Regions from separate parts of the Homo sapiens genome. Here all the other regions are linked to region 4. Evidence: chromatin loops called from intact Hi-C (ENCODE). Cell type or tissue: dorsolateral prefrontal cortex. All regions are shown on one strand. Region 1 has its middle 190 kb from the start of ANK2-AS1. Region 2 has its middle 120 kb from the start of MIR302CHG. Region 3 has its middle 170 kb from the start of MIR302CHG. Region 4 has its middle 110 kb from the start of ANK2-AS1.

The links. Hi-C counts contacts between places; a loop is a spot of excess contacts. Peaks named below come from ENCODE experiments on the same cell type or tissue, not always from the same donor. Only the 100,000 strongest peaks of a DNase experiment are listed, where the experiment ranks them.
Region 1: it touches region 4 in a loop (13-fold over the local background); 35 of 110 quality-filtered maps call a loop at or near these places.
Region 2: a loop joins it to region 4, with 12 times the contacts of the local background. A loop is called at or near these places in 61 of 110 quality-filtered maps.
Region 3: it touches region 4 in a loop (5-fold over the local background); 5 of 110 quality-filtered maps call a loop at or near these places.

Annotation. Positions count from the first base shown.
Region 1 is chr4:112,850,734-112,855,733 of GRCh38, reverse strand. It overlaps a transcript of ANK2 not described here. Among named protein-coding and RNA genes, the nearest start is that of ANK2-AS1, 190 kb to the left of the region's middle. In dorsolateral prefrontal cortex, CTCF peaks have their summits at 425, 1,685 and 1,884 (motif pointing left); a DNase peak (open chromatin) is centred at 489; H3K4me3 peaks cover 1,418 bases; H3K27ac peaks cover 3,515 bases.
Region 2 is chr4:112,763,322-112,768,321 of GRCh38, reverse strand. It overlaps a transcript of ANK2 not described here. Among named protein-coding and RNA genes, the nearest start is that of MIR302CHG, 120 kb to the right of the region's middle. In dorsolateral prefrontal cortex, CTCF peaks have their summits at 1,686 (motif pointing left) and 2,529 (motif pointing right); a DNase peak (open chromatin) is centred at 1,696.
Region 3 is chr4:112,815,283-112,820,282 of GRCh38, reverse strand. It overlaps a transcript of ANK2 not described here. Among named protein-coding and RNA genes, the nearest start is that of MIR302CHG, 170 kb to the right of the region's middle. RefSeq lists enhancers at 1,433-1,956, 2,107-2,156, 2,287-2,336, 1,957-2,482. In dorsolateral prefrontal cortex, a CTCF peak has its summit at 1,980; DNase peaks (open chromatin) are centred at 1,622 and 2,192; H3K4me3 peaks cover 2,909 bases; H3K27ac peaks cover 3,307 bases.
Region 4 is chr4:112,936,261-112,941,260 of GRCh38, reverse strand. It overlaps a transcript of ANK2 not described here. Among named protein-coding and RNA genes, the nearest start is that of ANK2-AS1, 110 kb to the left of the region's middle. In dorsolateral prefrontal cortex, CTCF peaks have their summits at 2,374 and 2,588 (motif pointing right); no DNase peak of the experiment used is centred here; H3K27ac peaks cover 2,443 bases.

The DNA of each region.
Region 1 (5,000 bases), 86 kb after region 4:
CCAGATGTGAGACCTTGGATAAGTCACTTAACCTTCCTGCACCTCTACTTTTGTCACCTAGAATAGTACTTAAGTCATAGCATTGTTAATACATGTAATGAACTTAGGACAATACCTGGCATATAGTAAATACTAGATACGTATTAGTTACTATCATTACAGGTATTTCTGCTATAACTTGATATATACATTCAGGGGGAAAAAGACTGTATTCTACAAAATTGTGCTCTAAAAATATAGGGCCAATTGAGGAGGTGCAGGGAAGAGAAATAAATTTACCTCTCAAAAACCTATGCAACCTGTTGTCAGTGTACTACCATAATCAATAGCTATAGATTAGGCTGCCCAGGCAGGCAATTTAGCATAACTGAAAGTTGTTTCAGCAGATGTGGACAACGAACAAAGACAATAGAGCAGAAGTGTTGGCAACACTTCAGTATGAGCAGACTGGTGGACAGTGAGAGATTACAGAAGAACACAGCTCTGGGCCAGCAGTGCTGCTGTCGAGGTGATCCCAGCAGGCAGTGCCACCCACCAGGAATCATAAACTGCACAAGGCCAGAGGTGAGTCCTTCTGTAAATACATAGCCCTAGCTCCAAGCATTTAATTGTCACAAAAACAACAAAAAATACTCCTATTAACAGTGCAATTTCTCTTTCCAAGGTCTACATCGAGAGAAAGAATATTAGGATGCTAATATTGCATTGTGTCATTGGAGCTTAATGTTTAGAAATAATAAACTAAACTGTTTTGTGGTCTGACTATATATGTCCTCAACTTAATTCTGTAACACCCAGTCAAAAGAAAAAAATACAAAGATTTAAATAACCCAAATTAAATCATACCACCCTCCCTCCCATTCTACTCCATTCCTCCCACACTGAGCTCTCTCTCTGGAACAGTGTTTCTCCCATTCCCTTTCTTCACCCCAGCTCCCACCTCTGGACTACCAGTCCTCAGCCAAACCCTGAAACTACATATCCACTATGAACTCATTATAATGTTTTCCTCCTAAAGCCAATCTTCCTCCTGCAGTTCCAATGTTGGTCAATCATCTATCACACTCCCTTAAGCTAGAACCCTTAATGCCTTCTTAGCATACTACCTCTTCCTCATTCAGACAGCCATTTAGTCACTAAGTCATGTGGATTTAACCTCCTCTCATTCTCACAGTACCAGCCCTCATCTCTCACCTGGAGGCTACAATAGTCTCCCAGCTCATGTCCCTGCCTCCCTGCCACCATCCATACTACTATCAAAGTGATATCCCTAAAACAAGGCTATCATATCACCACAGCATGTCAGGCTTTCATTATCTGGCCTGCATTATCTTCAGTGTCCTCCTCTACCATGCACCTTAATCAAATTAAACCACTTAAAGTTCCTTAAACATGCCAGATTGTTTCGTCAATTTTTGGTCTTTCACTCACATATTTTCCTCCGAAAGATCCATCCTGTATTTCCAAGCCACACAACCTTCAATCCTATAATCTACACAATGTCCTTCCTAGTAACCACCTACCAAGTTTATAAGATTCTGTTTAGGAATCATTTCCTCTGTGCTTTCTTTACAAATCCACACTCCTCACCCCTTCTCTATAGAAGTGCCCACTTCTTCCCTTGGGTCCCCATTCCTCCTCATCTATAGTTCTATTATAGTCCCTGTAACGCACTATTGTCCTTATTTTCTTACAGGTACATCTCCCTATACTAGAATCTAGGCTTCCTGAGGACAGGAACTATAAATAAATCATTTCAATAACTCTTATGCCTAACATTATTCCTAGCATGTAGTTGGAGATTATTAAACGTTTGTTTATTGATTGAATGAATGACACTTATGTATGTTTAATGCATTTATTTCTACACCATCTTGTGGCCATTCCTAGAAACGGCATCCTCTCCACAATTCTCAAACCTTGTGAATTAAGAAACATTTCCAATTTCTCCTAGATTTCCCCCATTCTTAACTGTCCAAAATATTTGTAAAAATGGAAGACTCAACTGGTTAGCTAATTTATAATACTTAGCTAATTTTTTAATAACTGAAATTTAAGAACAATAAAGCTTAGGAAATGAACCTTTCTCAAGTTGTTCTGTATCTACTTAAAGGAAACAATTCTGTGGATATAGGTAAGACAAGATCTTTTTTTAAAAGAATTTCTTTAAGGAAACTTCCTTTTATACATATCAGAGACAAATAGGAGTCATTATAAATCAAGAGCATTTTAGGCTGAGCGTGGTGACTCACACTTGTAATCACAGAACTTTGGAAGGCCAAGGCAGGAGGATTGCTTTGAGCCCAAAAGCTCAAGACAAGCCTGGCATCATAGCAGGACCTCATCTCTACAAATTAAAAAAAAAAAGGCCGGGCATGGTGGCTCACGCCTGCAATCCCAGCACTTTGGGAGGCCGAGGTGGGCGGATCAAGAGGTCAGGAGATCGAGACCATCCTGGCCAACATAGTGAAACCCCATCTCTACTAAAAATACAAAAAATAGCCAGGTGTGGTAGTGCATGCCTGTAATCCCAGCTACTTGGGAGGCGGAGGCAGGAGAATCCCTTGAACCAGGGAGTTGGAGGTTGCAGTGAGCCGAGATCACGCCACAGCACTCTAGCCTGGCGAGAGAGCGAGACTTCGTCTCAAAAAAAAAAAAATTAGCCAGATGTGGTGGCACACATTTGCAGTTGAGGCTGTAGCGAGCCATGATCATGCTACTGCACTCCAGCCTGGGCAACAGAGTGAAACCCTGTCTCCAAAACAACAATAACAACAAATTTCCAACAAGGAAGGTCCACAAAGTGACTTTAAATATTACATGCACCCAAATGTTTTCTTTTAAAATCAATGAGCCTAGACGACGATCTGTCTTTTCTCCAAATTCCTGCTTCATTTCTTCTGATGCTTTCTTGATTGAGGCCATGTGTTATCTTGAGAACATTTTTTTCCTGTCAGTATTCCATTCCAATACTCTCACTTGGGATTCACCGAAGAAAAGGGTATTATTATCCAACAAGGAATGCATCAGAAGAATTTTAAATAGGATATGTGTAAACATCTGTTCATTTAAGAAAATTCTAAATTAGGAAACATAGAAGAAATGTTTGTTGTTTTTTAAGACTCGTATCTTCCCCTAGATATTTAACTTCAAACATATTAAATAATTCATACTATCCTAAGATTCTCTATTGATCAAGTCATACAATTTACTAATTATTTCCTATGTGTTTAGCCTATACTAGAAATGTTGGGAAAGGGTGGACAGACATAAAATGTATAAGAATTCCTTCAAAATAAGTTGGAAAGAGATTTTTTAAAAGAAACATAAGCAATTTGATAACAACCAAGTTCCTAATTTTAAATACTGACTTTTAAGTACAATCTCAGAGGTGTGATCTAGAGTACACAGAGAGCCATCTGGGTGGAAATTGAGTTAGAAGATGAAGAATATGAAGAGTCAAGGGTTTGCTTTTCAGGCAAAAAGGTCCACTGGGCAAAGGTGCATATAGGAATGAGCATGGTGTGTTCCAAAACCATCATCTTTTCTAAAGTTCTGTTACATGTTGGAGAATGTTGTAAAAAGGATAATACGTATTAGAGCAATAGAGGAAGACTTAAATTCCAGTTTCTATCTAGTCTAAGATACAACAGATTTATGAACAACCTTCTTCAGAAAGCAAACTAGAAGCAAAGGAAAACACTGACAGATTTGACAAACCTATTTAGGGTGCTTAGGCTTCATCATAGGTTTGTGACAGCACTGTTGAAGAAGGGACAAGTAAAAGAAGTATTTTAAAGAAAAGTAATTGTGGCCAGGTGCGGTGGCTCAGGCCTGTAATCCCAACACTTTGGGAGGCCAAGGCAGGTGGATCACGAGGTCAGCAGTTCGAGATCACCCTAACCAACACGGTGAAACCTCGTCTCTACTAAAAATACAAAAATTAGCCAGGTGTGGTGGCATGCACCTGTAGTGCCAGCTACTCGGGAGGCTGAGGCAGGAGAATCACTTGAACCTGGGGGGTGGAAGTTGCAATGAGCTGAGACCATGCCATTGCACTCTAGCCTGGGTGACAGAGCAAGACTCCATCTCAAAAAAAAAAAAGAAAAAGAAAAGTAATTGTACTTTAATATTCGACTCTATGGCACATGAGGGAAGGTGAATCAAAACTGACACAAAGTTCTAGCGAAACCTAGCAAGTGGAGAAGAAAGTAGCTTTGAGGAGAATGTGATGAGAGTGGACTTGAGGTGATGGTGGGATATTTGGGAAGATAGCCACAGAAGGTATGGGAGAAATGCTCTTCTCACTCCCAAAGTTTCCTCCATGTGGAGGGATGTCCAGAAGTGTCACTACCTTGGTCTCACTCCACCTCCTCGCTCACCCCTCCCCACGTGAGGTTGACTGGGGAACTTGGGAGCAAAAGCTGGACACGGAAAGCACTGAGATTTCCTCTCCTCGTTATCTTTGGATGGCAATTATTAACAAGGGGTGCATTCTCTTCTACCCCACCTTCCTTAAGTCTCAAAGTGGCCTATATAATTTGAGATTCAGTATTAGGAAGTCCAGTTTCCACAACTATAAGCCACGTTTTCTGGTTTCAGCTCTATTATTAATGAAGACAGCATTTTGGTCTTCATCTGTCTTACTTCTAGTGTATCCCTCTACTGGTTCCGACCTCAGGTATAGAGGACGAGTGCTATTTATTGGTCCCATAAAACCTTAGTAATGTCCTTCAAGTAACGAAATCATACATGGTGTTGCTGATTTCAGAAGTATCAACATATACATCAGAGTTGAAACTAAATTTTTTAAGGGTGAATGTAAAGAAATGGGCAAAAGATGGCGGAGAGATAAATGATCAAAGAAGAGTCACTAAAGCATTCTCGTGCATCCCAAGCAAAAAGATTAGCACAGGAAGGTCAGGCGCAGTGACTTGCACCTATACTCCCAGCACTTTGGGAGGCAGAGGCGGGCGGATCACGAGGTCAGGAGATCGAGA
Region 2 (5,000 bases), 170 kb after region 4:
AGATAGTGCCACTGCACTCCAGCCTGGGTGACAGAGTGAGACCTTATCTCAAAAAAATGAAAAAGACAATTCCAAGAAAGAAAGCATGAACAATAGTACCAAATGCTTCTGAGTTCAGTTGGGATGAGGACTGAAATGTATTTGACTATTGATTATGGAGTAATATCAATGTAAACATAAAGGACAATATATAAAGTGAAACACCCCCTCATGCCCACATGACCTTTCCTGTTAAACAACAGCCACTCAACAAATCTTGCATATCAACTTCGTCTTCCTATATTTCTTCTTCTTTTCCCTCTCCCTGTCTCCTTCTCCCTTTGTTTTCTCCTTCACCTGCCTTTCTAGCCATACTCTCTTCTTCCTCTGATTTTTTCCAGTAAAAGGCAGAGGGAGGTATTTCAGACTTGGGAGAGGATGAGAGAGATGGGAAAAGGTATCTCTGTAACAAGAATATTTGATTGCCTGAATCAGAAATCCCAGCCTTTTTGAGGCAATTAAGTCCTTTTTAAGTTAAAAAATGAGTTTCTCTTGGTATCTGCTAAATAACAGTGGCCAAAAATACTATTAATAGACATTTAATTTTTAACAACAGCAGCTACATACTCATAACATATATTCAGAGAGATAACATTGTCTATAAATATTATTTCCTGCTGCCCATTCACTTTCCCCATAGGCAAAGCCTAGCGGGCCTAGGGTACTGTCTGCACCATGTTTTATTATTTATTTATTTATTTATTTATTTATTTATTGAGACAGGGTCTCGCTCTGACACCCAGTGCCAGGCTGGAGTGCAGTGACACAATCTCAGCTCACTGCAACCTTGATCTCCTGCATTCAAGCGATTCTCCTGCTTCAGCCTCCCGAGTAGCTGGGACTACAGACACATGCCACCACACCCGGCTAATGTTTGTATTTTTAGTAGAGACGGGGTTTCACCATGTTGCCCAGGCTGGTCTCGAACTCCTGACCTCAAGTGATTTGCCCACCTCAGCCTCCCAAAGTTCTAGGATTACAAGCGTGAGCCACCGCGACTGGCAGAACATACTGTCTGCCCCTCATTTTAGAAGTCAGATTAAATTTAGCATTTTGATACATACTATCTTGAATTGCTCTGCAATTATTTTACTAGGAATTTGATAACAAAAGTAGGCCTTAAGAAATACCTGTGGAATTTAATTAAAGGATTCAGTTTTGTTTGGAATATCCCTTAGTTTCTAGTTTTGTGGTAAGAAAGAGATGATGCTTTACATCATAAGATATTCAAAATATATGAGCAATACTGTAAAATTACATTAAAATTACATTGCATAATTATACTTTTAAAATCTGTGCCTAGCACAGGTGACAGTGACTGAATGGATACTTTTGTGATATTTTGTAGAGTGATGGTTTGTACAGTGGAAATGTGTGTGGTTTGTTTCCTGCTCAGCATCCATTCCCTCTTCTGATAAAGGCATCTGGATCAGGTGGGCTAACTCAATTCCTGTCTTGGGTGAGGGAAAAGACACAATCCAGCCTGACCCACCAATGTACCCCATCTCATCAGGGCACAATGATTGGTTTAGAGACGCACAGATGTTGCAAATAACTCCGGTAAGATTAAAGTATGGGTTTAAACTGTTGAGTAAAGAGAATTATCTTTTCTGCTGGGCTTGAGGGTAGAGGGATATAAGCCTTGAGCTGCTGGGCGCCACCTTGAGGAGAAAGCCTTTCAGAAAGTGAAGTCAATACCCAGAGTAGAAAGTCAAAAAATTAAAGGAGATTAAGTATAGATAATACCACTTGACCCTCAGGATCCAGCAATTTCTGAAGGCAGATACCCCTGGACTTTTCAATTACATAATCCAGTATAAGCTGAATTTTTCTCACTTGTAATTAAAGGATTTCTAACAAAATAGTTAACTTTTGTGAATTTTTTTTTCTGGCAAAATAGTCTGCTTTACAAAAGTCAAATTTCAAAATGCATTCATTTATGCAACAAATTTTTTTTTTTTTTGAGACAGAGTCTTGCTCTGTGGCCAGGCTGGAGTGCAGTGGTGCGATCTCGGCTCACTGCAACCTCCGCCTCCCAGGTTCAAGCCTCAGCCTCCCAAGTAGCTGGGACTACAGGCGTGCACCACCACGCCCGGCTAATTTTTGTATTTTTAATAGAGATGGGGTTTCACCATATTGGCCAGGCTGGTCTCGAACTCCTGACCTCGGATCTGCCCACCTCAGCCTCCCAAAGTGCTGGAATTACAGGCATGAACCACTGTGCCCAGCTGCAACAAATATTTATTAAGCATCTACTACGTGCTGGTGTATCACATTGTGTCAGTCATGCTGAGAGTAAGTTAACTAGGATCGACTACATAGTGTTCCCAACCTAGGCACTATTAGCATTTTAGGTAAGATAATTCTTAGTTGTTGAGGATGATTCCAAGTGTGGCCTCTGGTCAATATATGCCAGTACAGCCCCCAGTCACTGTCACTGTGACAAACGAAAAATGTCACAAATTTTCAGAAGTTCCTCTAGGTGGCAGTACTATGCTGATGTAGAACAGTGAAGTTGGGGGAAAGACAGACCCTGACAACACAGAGTTAGGAATTTTAGAGCTCTCAGACATATACTATCTAAAAGACATGTCAGAAGTCCTGAACGGAAAAAAAAAAAAAAGCGGGGGAGGGGGGAGTTGTTCCAGAACACAGTGGTATGTAGTATTATAAGGTAAAAGGCAAGCAAGGGTTTTAATGAACTTAGAAGAGCTAAGTGAGTAGAAAGAAATCTTATAAAATATCACATGATTAAGGACAAACAAACAGAATGCTTGAGGCCACCTATAGCCAGAAGTGAGCTAAAACAAGCTAACAGTGAAATAGAGCTTTGATCCTACAAATTCAAAAGGGGACGTTCTGCAGGCAATTGGTTCTCCCTCTCAACAAGGCAAGGTCAAGGAAAGGTCATAAAAAAAGGGATGAGGAAGAGAACTGTTCAGATTAAAGAGGCCTAAGCAAACAACCAAAAGCAATGTGTGGACTTTACTTATATCCTGATTTGAACAATTTAGCTGTAAAGACATTCTAGGGACAATTGCGGATGTTTAAACACAGACTAGATCTTAGATGATATTAAGAAATTGTCACTTTTCTTTGATGTAGTTACATAGAAAAATGTTCATGTTTTTTGAGAGGTATATTCAGCATGAACAATTATGTCAAGCTGCTTAATATCTCAGTACCTCAATTTCATCAGTAGAGATAACAATTACTTCATACATTGTTGAGAAGATTGAGTTAATATTTATAAAGTGCTTAAAAGAATACCTAGCATTGCCGGGCACGGTGGCTCACGCCTGTAATCCCAGCACTTTGGGAGGCCAAGGTGGGTGGATCACCTGAGGTCAGGAGTTCAAGACCAGCCTGACCAACATGGAGAAACTCCGTCTCTACTAAAAATACAAAATTAGCCAGGGTGGTGGCACATGCCTGTAATCCCAGCTACTCGGGAGGCTGAGGCAGGAGAATCGCTTGAACCCCGGAGGTGGAGGTTGTGGTGAGCTGAGATCGTACCATTGCACTCCAGCCTGGGCAAAAAGAATGAAACTCCGTCTCAAAAAAAAAAAAAAAAAGATAACTTTTCAAGGAGACCAGTTACAAAATACAAAGGAAAGGCAATAAATAATACAAAGAAATTGGACCAGGTACGGTGGCTCACACCTGTAATCCCAGCACTTTGGGAGGCCGAGGCCGAGGTGGGTAGATCACCTGAGGTCAGAAGTTCAAGACCAGCCTGGTCAACATGGTGAAACCCCATCTCTACTAAATATACAAAAATTAGCCAGGCTTGGTGGCGGGCACCTATAATCCCAGCTACTTGGGAGGCTGAGGCAGGAGAATCATTTGAACCCAGGAGGCAGAGGTTGCAATGAGCCGAGATCGGGCCATTGCGTTCCAGCCTGGACAACAAGAACGAAACTTCTTCTCAAAAAAAAAATACAGAGAGCATCAGAACAGAAAGATAGATTAGCGAATAGAAAAGAGATCAATGGGACGAAAAAATGGTGGAAGGAAAAATAATCATGAAAGCCAGAGGGGGCCGGGCGCAGTGGCTCATGCCTATAATCTCAACACTTTAGGAGGCCGATGCAGGCGGATCACAAGGTCAGGAGTTCAAGACCAGCCTGGCCAAGATGGTGAAACCCCGTCTCTACTAAAAATACAAAAAAATTAGCCTGGCATGGTGGCGGGCCCCTGCAATCCCAGCTACTAAGGAGGCTGAGGCAGAGAATTGCTTGAACCAGGGAGGCGGAGGTTGCAGTGAGCCAAGATGGCACCACTGCACTCCAGCCTGGACGACAGAGCCAGACTCCCTCTCAAAACAAAAAGCCAGAAAGAACATATGTGGGAATTATGTTAAACTTTAAGTGTGAGAGAGATGTGAGTGAGAGATCCAAGGAGAGATATAGGACAACCAGGAGGTACCATTCCCCAAATAAGCCAATGAAAATGCTACATATGGTCGGGCACGGTAGCTCACGCCTGTAATCCCAGCACTTTGGGAGGCCGAGGCGGGCGGATCACGAGGTCAGGAGATCAAGACCACAGTGAAACCCCGTCTCTACTAAAAATACAAAAAAATTAGTCGGGCCCCGTGGCGGGCGCCTGTAGTCCCAGCTACTACAGAGGTTGAGGCAGGAGAATGGCTGAACCCGGGAGGTGGAGCTTGCAGTGAGCCGAGATCGCCCCACTGCACTCCAGCCTGGGCAACAGAGCGAGACTCCGACTAGGGGAAAAGAAAAAAAAAAGGCCAGGCGCTGTGGCTCACGCTTATAATCCCAGCACTTTGGGAGGCCGAGGCAGGCAGATCACGAGGTCAGGAGATCGAGACCATCCTGGCTAACACGGTGAAACCCCGTATCTACTAAAAGAAATACAAAAAAATTATCCGGCCGTGGTGGCGGGCACCTGTAGTCCCAGCTACTCTGGAGGCTGAGGCAGGAGAATGGCGTAAACCC
Region 3 (5,000 bases), 120 kb after region 4:
TGCCTTCCCTGAAAAGCAGAAATCTGAAGGAGTGTGGATAGCCCTTCTGCATTAAACATAGCTAGCCTAATGTGATGATAAAGACAGGAAGAGGATACAGGACATTAAACATAGTTGTGTGAGTGAGATGGAAAAATGGATAATTTTCTTCCATTTCTTTTCACATTACTGTGTTAAAGAAAAGGAATTCTAAAACCCCCATAAATGGGTATCTTCACCCTGAGAAGCAGGAAATGTGTGTCTGCAGAGAAATCAGGCCTCTTCAGTTTTGTGACCGAGGAATCCATGTGCCCAAGGATGAGCATCGTTTTATCACACTCCCCTTCAGAGAGTTTTAGGCATGTGGCCAAAAAAGGGGGTGTGGTCTAGGCAGAGACGGAGGGCCAGATCAGGAAGACTACCTCTGAATTCCTCACACCGTGCTCGTCTACAAGAAATGGCTAACAAAATTACAAGCAGTGATGCAGACCCTTTCCAAGATGAATATAGCTTCACTCAACAATATGGAAGGAGGAGAAAGTAGGGTGGGGTGGGAGGATCTTCCATTTCTCTATGTCTTCATTTTATATGGCTTGTACCTGTAACATACAGGGTTCAAAAGATGAATTAGAACTGTCTCTGTGCTAGTGTTTATGCAGTTCAGTGGAATAGAATGGGAGGGGAATCATCCATGTTCACAACACTGGGTGGGGCATGCTCTCTTCTGTTGTTTGTTGTTCTGTGACTTAAACCATATACTGCAAAAGGCTAAAAAAAAAGGACAAAACTCATCTAAGCATATTTTCTTTGCATTCATACCATCATCTTTCTCACCCAAAAGTTTCTTCAATGCCTAAGTGTTTCTGGAATCAGTGTTTGGCCCCAAAGTCTCTGGTTTGTGCAGAGATTCATAGAAAAGACTAGGTTCTCTTCCTTTAAAAAATAAAGATTTTCCAATGCTTAAAGACATAGCCTAATTATTTGCCTATTATCCCTCAAGGGGACACCATACACCTTGACCTAGAACTCTATCAAGTGTTCACAGAAAAGTGCCAGGGCAAATAAACAATCTGTTCTTCTAAATTCCCCTTTATATCTCCTTCCAACCACACACATTTATTTTCAGTCTCTAAAGCAAACTTAATGTTATATGCTCAGGAGGAAGAGAAAGATGTTATTGAATTTATTCCTTTGCTCTCCAAAAAGGCCACACCTAAGACATCGTCGAGGTGAGAATCATTCCTGATGCATGAGTGTGGGAATGTGGTGCTTTTTAGGAATAAAAAATAAAAACCAAGCCAAAGAACAAACAAACAAACAAAAAAACACTGCTCAGAAATCTGTATCTGTTACATTTCTCTCTACTCCTTAATTGGGCTTTCGATGCAGGAAAGACAATTCACTAGCTGGGAAAGGGAGAAAGAACTCCATCATTCTTCTACTGCCAGCACCTGTTCTGCCAGCTGACACTATTTAATATAAATTTTGACCATAAAAAAAGGCAACATACTAATAGCACTGCTGTTTACCAAAAACTAATTAAATCTCTTTACTGCTGGTTCACCCCCGCTTTCTCTCACACCACCTACTCACCCAATGCAGAGAAGGGGTGGCAACCACTTTCTCCGGCACAGACACAGCCAGTGTCTTAACACAAGCAGTATTCTGACCAAAAGAGCCACCACCCTCTTGCCCCTCTCCCTGCTTATCATACAGGGAACACCAAGTCCACTCTGGGGCTGGGAATCTCAAATAAATCAATTCACTTTAACCAGATCTTAAAAATCTGCCCTACGATTACAGAAAGAGAAAATGCAAATCAGAAAAACACATCACATGGAGAACAAACCAAAACCAGGGCTGGGGAACATTTGCACATCAGCGCTGCCTTTGAACTCCAGAATGGCATGGAAAGCGCCGCTGCCCAGCCCAGACCCAAGGAGGGGGTTTTACAAAGGCTTCCAGCACCCCCTATCAACACAAACACTTCCTCCCCGCTTCCAAAATGCTCTGAATAAAGACCTTCTTTAAGCACTTACTGGGAGCGGCAGCTTCTCTCTGCAATGTGCCTGTGAGTCACGCAGCAGGAGGGGCCCCGGAGCAGGGCAATTCGGAGAGCCCCCAGCTTCCCTGCAAGCTGATGTCTATGAGACAGCAGCCCAGGAACCGACTTTCCCATTACAGCCTCAGACTGTAATCCATGTGCTTTCGGCGGGCCAGTCCCAGCTGCCCACAGAGCACCACATGATCTGCTCTGACATCAGATCAGCCAGACGTGACAGCCCATCCGCCAGCCTCTTCCACACTCTTGGGTTGCATCATTTGAGTGCCTTTGGTTTGCATTTAAGCAGGTGGTACAGAGTAAGGAACTGTTGTTTTCTCACAAAATATTTTTTTTCTGGTTTCTTCTGTTCTAAAAGAAGGGAAAAATAAGCAAGAAAAGCACTTGAATTTGTTGCAGCCTAAATGTATCAGATATATGGGAAGTAACTGGAGTTCCACGCCTAGTTCAGAGAAGCTGAGGAATAAGCTACTGCCAAGATGCCAATGCCGTGGGAGTGATTTCATCTATAAATCACTACCACCACCATACCCCACCGCCTTTCAGTAGATCATCTTTTATATAAGAGTTTATATATATCTATATATACATATATACATATATATATGTTTAAGTCATAAAATATTGGTAGGTGGTGTGTGTGTGTGTTTTAAGCTAGTCACCACTGAGTTTAGTTCATGGGCAATCTCAGTGAGGTAACCATGAGACTCAGTGCAATACACAATAATTCTATTTTGAGAGGATTCACATATAGTCCAACAGAAATAGATGTACAGACCTGGACGGATAGGCAGATAAGCAGACAGGAAGTCAGAACCATCCATTCAGGCTTACATTCATTCATTCAATAATCATTTATTGATCACCTACTATATACCCAGTCCAAAAACAGATTATCAAAATGGTGGAGGGGTTGGATATTTGTTACAGAGCTTCTAATTCTACTTCTGTGATAAGACAAGGAAGTAAGAGCCTTATCAAGGATCCTTATAAAATGTTCTGTGTCTAATACTGAATCTAAAGGCTGGTAAAAAAAATCAGGTTTTATCTTAATTTCATTAGGATAAATGGTAACACATGTAATCTTTAAGGTAAGAATAATCAAAATCAATAAGACTTTATGAAGCAAAATCATAGCCCGCTTAGACAGCTGTGACCAGAAATGATGTAATTCTAAAATTACAAAAAATATAATGCTCCCCTAGCAGAGAGGAGAATTCACTGTTTTTTTTGGACACCGTCTTGCTCTGTCCCCCAGGCTGAAGTGCAGTGGCACAATCTTGGCTCACTGCAACTTCCCCCTCCCGGGTTCAAGTGATTCTCCTGCCTCAGCCTCCCAAGTAGCTGGGATTACAGGCATGTGCCACCACACCTGGCCAATTTTTGTATTTTTAGTACAGATAGGGTTTCACCATGTTGTCCAGGCTGGTCTCGAACTGCTGACTTCAGGTGATCCACCTGCCTCGGCTTCCCAAAGTGCTGGGATTACAGGCGTGAGCCACTGTGCCCGGCCAAGACACTTCTTAAGTAGAAAAATAAATATTTAATTTTAGTTTTCCTTAGTTTAATAATTAGCTGTTTCCTATAAAATAATCACAAAATATGCAAACCCTTGGTTTTCATTATTTTGTCTTTGTCCCTTATATTTAAAGTGAATTGTGCCATTTTCTTATATGTTAATTAAGGCTATAATATCATTATTTGATATTGTAATCAATATAATAGTATTTGCATATTTTTATGGAAATAATTCAATCTAATAATTATAAATTACTAATATCATAATAAATTTGTCATTTAATATATAATATTTAACTCATCTATTTGCTTTGTACCAAGTGTGTGATATTTTCCCCTGAGTTGACCAGGATGCTTGTGACTGTGGAATTCAATATGAGATTCCAAGAGCACTTGTTTCCATTTGTTCTCTATTGGAAATAAGCTATATAAAGAGTAAAACTGTTCAAGTCTACTACTGTTTCTACTGAAACAGAACATCTCTGACACCAGATATGTGGGTTTTTCACATCAAGAAATTTCCCAATTTTCTGCAGACACCAAGTGCCCTACAATTTAATTCAATTCTGACACTGACTACCCAGAGTTAACGCAGACACCACAGGTTAAGGGCTCAGTTCCACAAGACTGCCCCCAACTTCAAATAAAAATCACAAGTAGTGGGTACCCAGGTTACCCACACTTTTGTCCAGCTTGGCTACAAATTGGGGGTTCCCACGACTGACTCCGTCCTTAGGTTTGATAATTTGTTATAATAGCTCACAGAACTCAGGGAAACACTTTACTTATTATTACCAGTTTGTTATAAAGAATATTATAAAGTACACAAATGAACAGCCAGATGAAAAGGCATGTAAGGTGAGGTCTCCAAGTGTCCAGAGTGCAGGAGCTTCTGTCCCCGTGGTGTTTGATGTGGTCCCAACATGTGGATACATTCACCAACTTGGAAGCTCTCTGAATCCTATTGTTAATGGTTTCTTTTTATGGAGGTCCCATTACAGAGGTATGGTTGATTAAATCTTTGGCCATTGGAGACTGACTCAATTTTCAGCCCCCCTCCCCTCTATGGAGGTGTGGTGGATCTGAAAGTTTAAATCCTCTAATCACATGGTTGGTTTCTCTGGCAAAGAGTTCCCATCCTGAAGCTATCTAGGGCAGGCCCCTGCCCCCACCAAGAGTCACCTCATTAGCATAAACTCAGGTTTGGTTGAAAGGGCCTTATGAATAGCAAATTATGCTAATCTCTCCTCATTATCTAGGAAATTACCAAGGTTTTATGAGCTCTGCGTCAGAAACTAGGGATGAATATTAATATATGTGTTTGTTTATATATCACAATATCACAGAGTTAATTCTTTTACACTTATTTAATTGAACACCTATTATGTTCAAGTCACTGAAAATGATACCAAAGTGCATGATATTCGATGGGTTTATAATC
Region 4 (5,000 bases):
TCTTTTATGAAAAGATATATAAATCTTTTTAACCGAATTAGGTTCATATAGTTAAATGTTCTTTTTTAATATCCTTTTTTAGGCAACAAAATAACATGAACATTTTCTCATATTAACTATTCTTCTACCCATATGATTTTAATAGAGTACAGTATAAAGGAAGAATATGAACATCTTAAAGGTGCATTTAGTAACTTTTATGCTAAAGTAGCCAAACTCTTCTCACAATTTTTCAGTGTGTTTTCTCAACTTTAAAAATGCCAGAATCTTATCAACAACCTCATGAGGAACTTGAAAGTATTTGTCCCTTTCTCCCATAGATGTTAAGTTTTTAATAGAAATGTGAGCATTAGCGGCTGTGATTCAGAACATAAATAAATCATACTCTTTGACACGAGAATCCCTGTTCGGCTGTGCTTTCATCAAGAGAAAATAGATGCCTCAGGAACAAATCAATGAGCTTTAAGCTGCCTCAACTAAAAATTATATTTTTTCATGCAAAAAAGAGTTTACAGATTTGCAATAGATTCCTTCACTTTGGGTCTTTTTGTTTAAAAATGTAAATACTGAGCTAGCATTGTAGTTATGGTTCAGAGGTTTGTATGCTAAATAAAATCCTACAGCAGTTATTCAACAGCATGATACTGATGGCTACTCTAATTTTCTACACAATGCCTCTGGCATTTGAGAGAGTCTGAAAAATGCTAATAACATCACTTCTCATTATAACCAAGTACAGCAGTGAAAGTGATCTCATGTCTGTAATTTTTTAAAAATAATTAGATCTTCTCTGTGTGTGTTCAGATAGAGCCAAATTTTTTAATGTCACTAGCTCCTTTTATTGTGTGTCCCTAGGTAGAATTTGTCCCACAAATGTTCTAAGTTAATTAGGTGATTTCTACAGTTCCTAGCACAGTTTTAGGCTTATAAGAGTATTTAAGAACGGCTTCTCAAATTAATACGTATCTGACTTTCCTTTACCATTTTCTTAATAGCAAAATTAAGAAATTAAGCCAAAATTGGCCTACTAGGCAAATAAATATTTGATATGAAAGTAAAATGCCTGTAATTGTGTTTTTCTTGTTTGCTGTAGTGATTGCAGCAAATTACTAAGGCAATGGAAACGCGAGATGACATGGTGGAAGTTTATGACCTAGTAAAACTGTCAACCAACATACTGGGAATCTGTGTGAATAATTTATATACAAATACAAATTTATTATAAAACTAACTTAAACAACTGACAAAGCTAAAATAAGAACTGTCATTTAAATATAATCAAAGGGATACCAAATGGTATTTTTCATTCAAAAAAGACTGACATTTTTGTTAATAACTGAAAGCATATTATGATCGTTGAAACAACTCTAAGTTTTACATCAAATTTTGTTCTTTAGAATAATAGGTATAATTTGTATAGTTGCTACTTATAGTAATAGCTCATAAACAGGCAAACACCTAAGAAGTCTCAGGAAGAACACATGGAAAGATAACCTTGGTGGCTTCCAGGAAGGGCATTGGGTAGCTGGAAGACAGATATAAGGAGGGAGATTTTTCACAGTATGCCTTTTTGCAATTCTTGAATTATGAGTCATTTTAATGAATGTCCAACTTTAAAATAAAATTGTATTTTTAAAGAATGAACTGGCCGGGCATGGTGGCTTAAGCCTGTAATCCCAGCACTTTGGGAGGCTGAGGCAGGAGGATCACCTGAGGTCAGGAGGTTGAGACCAGCCTGGCCAACATGGCGAAACCCTGTCTCTACTAAAAATACAAAAAAAAAATTAGCCAGGCATGGTGGCACACGCCTGTAATCCCAGCTACTTGGGAGGCTGAGACAGGAGAATCGCTTGAACAAGGGAGGCGGAGGCTGCAGCGAGCCGAGATCACACCACTGCACTCCAGCCTGGGCAACAAGAGTGAAACTCCGTCTCAAAATAAATAAATAAAAATAAAGAAAGAAAGAATGAACTATTCCCTGATACTTTTTAAAATTTGTAGTTTCTTCTAAATTTGACTTCACTAATATGTCTATTAGCTTTCTCATTTCTAAGAGGCAAGCAAACTTAACAAAATAGCCATGAAAATATTTCCATAAACCATTACAATTTTAAAATAAAATATTTGTTTTAAGTTTCACACAATATTAGCATACTAACTTTACAATAGTAGCTAGGGTACAAAACTATAACGCACAAAAAAGAAAACCAACTCTGACAAACTTGTTTTCATATATGAATTATAAAAAAATTTCCAGTGAAAGGAAAAATGTAAATAATCTTTTTATTTTAAATATAAGAAATCAACTTTCACATTAATTCACTGAGTTCCTGCTATGTGGCAGGTACTGTTCTAGATTCTGGAGACACAGTAGTCAACAGAACAGAAAAATTTTTACCTTCATGGAGTTTACATCCTAGGGTAACATTTCAGTGATGAGCTGTTAAAAGGGTACTAGAGACTCTAAAGTGGTAAACAGACCCATGTCTTAAATCTCCCCTTTCTTCATTCTCTATTTATTTCAGCATTCTTCATTTATATCTTCAAGCCTCCTCTAAATCTTTTCTTATCTCTGCTATCTAGAAGTAATCCACTAGGTGGCAATGTCTGATTGAGCCGAATAAAAATTTACTTAGCTTGCCTCCACTGGAATGCATTCTTTTTGTTTGCTTTAATTTTGCCATTACTTGATTTTTGGGATGACCAAAATACAGCTTAAAATATATCATTTTGGGGAAAACAAAAAATATACAGAAAGATTAGATAAAAGTAGATTGCTGGAACATACCACCTTCTCTCATAAGACAGTTCAGGCATGATCTTAATCATACCCCAACACATATAGCGGTAGATAGATTCCTCACCATGAATGAACAGAACTCCTGAAAAGAAATAGTACAGAATGATGGAAAAAAGAAGTCTGGAGAAGGAATCTAGAGATGTGTGTTCAAGTCCTAGCTTTAGTTCACCTTTAATCCACTTAAGATGAGTCACCAGGGGTAACTCACCAAATCACCATGAACCTCAGTTTCTCGTTAGAAAAACATAGAGTAATACATCTTTACTCACCTGAGAGGGTCTTATAAAGATGAAATGATTTAAACTCTGTGAAAGTGCTATTGTGGACACATGTAGTCACATGATTCTAACATGACATTTTGGTTAAGAGAAAATGCATGGTTTGGGGGATTATGAATATAGTAAATAGTATTTTTCAACTTATTTTTTTAACTTTGTGCCCACTATGTATAATAAACTGTTCCAAGTGTTTTAAAATATTCATTCATACTCATAACAACACTATGAGTTAGATTCTATTATTATTTTCATTCACAGCTGGGGAAACTGTTATAAAAAGATGGAATAACTTGCCCAAGGCCACTAAGACAGCTAATAAGTTGCAGAGGCCATCTTTTCTAAGGACCACCTCAATTCTATAAGCCATATCCATTACATGAGCTATTTGAGGGTCTCTTGTACCACTGAAAACATCATAGCCAATAGACCTTCAGGGTAGGCTAGGCCTAAAGAATAGGAATTTCTTCAGAGCATAACAATAATGAATGTAACTGCTTCAGGCAAGGAAACCAAACTAATCAGACCGAAAAATGTCCAAGTCAAAAAAGGTAATAAGGCCGGGCGCGGTGGCTCACGCCTGTAATATCAGCACTTTGGGAGGCCGAGGCGGGTGGATCACCTGAGGTCAGGAGTTGGAGACCAGCCTGGCCAACATGGCGAAACCCAGTCTCTACTAAAAACACAAAAATTATCTGGAGGTGGTGGCAGGTGCCTGTAATCCCAGCTACTCAGGAGGCTGAAGCATGAGAATCACTTGAACCCAGGAGGCAGAGGGTTGCAGTGAGCCAAGATCGCACCACTGTACTCCAGCCTGGTGGAGAAAGCAAGACTGTGTCTCAAAAAAAAAAAAAAAAGACAATAATTGTGGTTTTACAAAGAAATTCTATACTCACATATCTTGAGTACTTTTATAGCCGCTTCCATATAGAGCCTGCCATCCAAAAGGTAAGTCATGGAAGGTGAGATTTTTGTCACCCATCACTAATTTACCCATCCTTCGATCCCCTGCTAGGATACTTGTAAGCTTTCAGAACCAAATTCAGATCTATTTGTTGGACAAAAATTTTAAAAGTGCTTAAAAACTATAAGTAGGCCAGGCGTGATGGCTCATGTCTATGATTCCAGCACTTTGGGAGGCAGAGGCGGGAGGATTGCTTGAGTTCAGTCCAAGACCAGCCTGAGCAACACAGTAAGACCTTGTCTCTGCTAAAAATAAAAACTAAAAAAATTAGCCAGGCACGATGGTGCATGCCTGTAGTCCCAACTTCTTGGGAGGCCGAAGTGGAGAATCACTTGAGCCCCGGAGATTGAGGCTGCAATGAGCTATGATCACGCCACTGCACTACAGCCTGGGCAACAGAGTGAGACCTTGTCTCAAAAAACAAACAAACAAAAAAAAAATTATAAATAAACTTTATTGGTATAGTAGTTTGGAACATGATCTGTGTAGATTATTGACCTCCATCTTGGTGAAATAGGAATAGTAATAGTACCTCATAAGTTTGCAAGACTAAAACGAGTTTAAAAATGGATAATGCTGGCCGGGCGTGGTGGCTCACGCCTGTAATCCCAGCACTTTGGGAAGCCGAGGCAGGCAGATTACGAGGTCTGGAGTTCGAGACCAGCCTGATCCACATGGTAAAACCCTATCTCTACTAAAAATACAAAAATTAGCCAGGTGTGGTGGCACGCGCCTGTAATCCCAGCTACTCAGGAGGCTGAGGCAGGAGGATCGCTTGAACGCCGGAGGCGGAGGCTGCAGTGAGCTGAGATCACGCCACTACACTCCAGCCTGGGTGACAGAGTGGGACTCCATCTCAAAAAAAAAAAAAAGGATAATGATTAGAAAAGTATCTAGCACATAGAAAGTGCTCAATACATATTAATTATTAGTGTTATCATTGTTTCTACTTCTCACATCC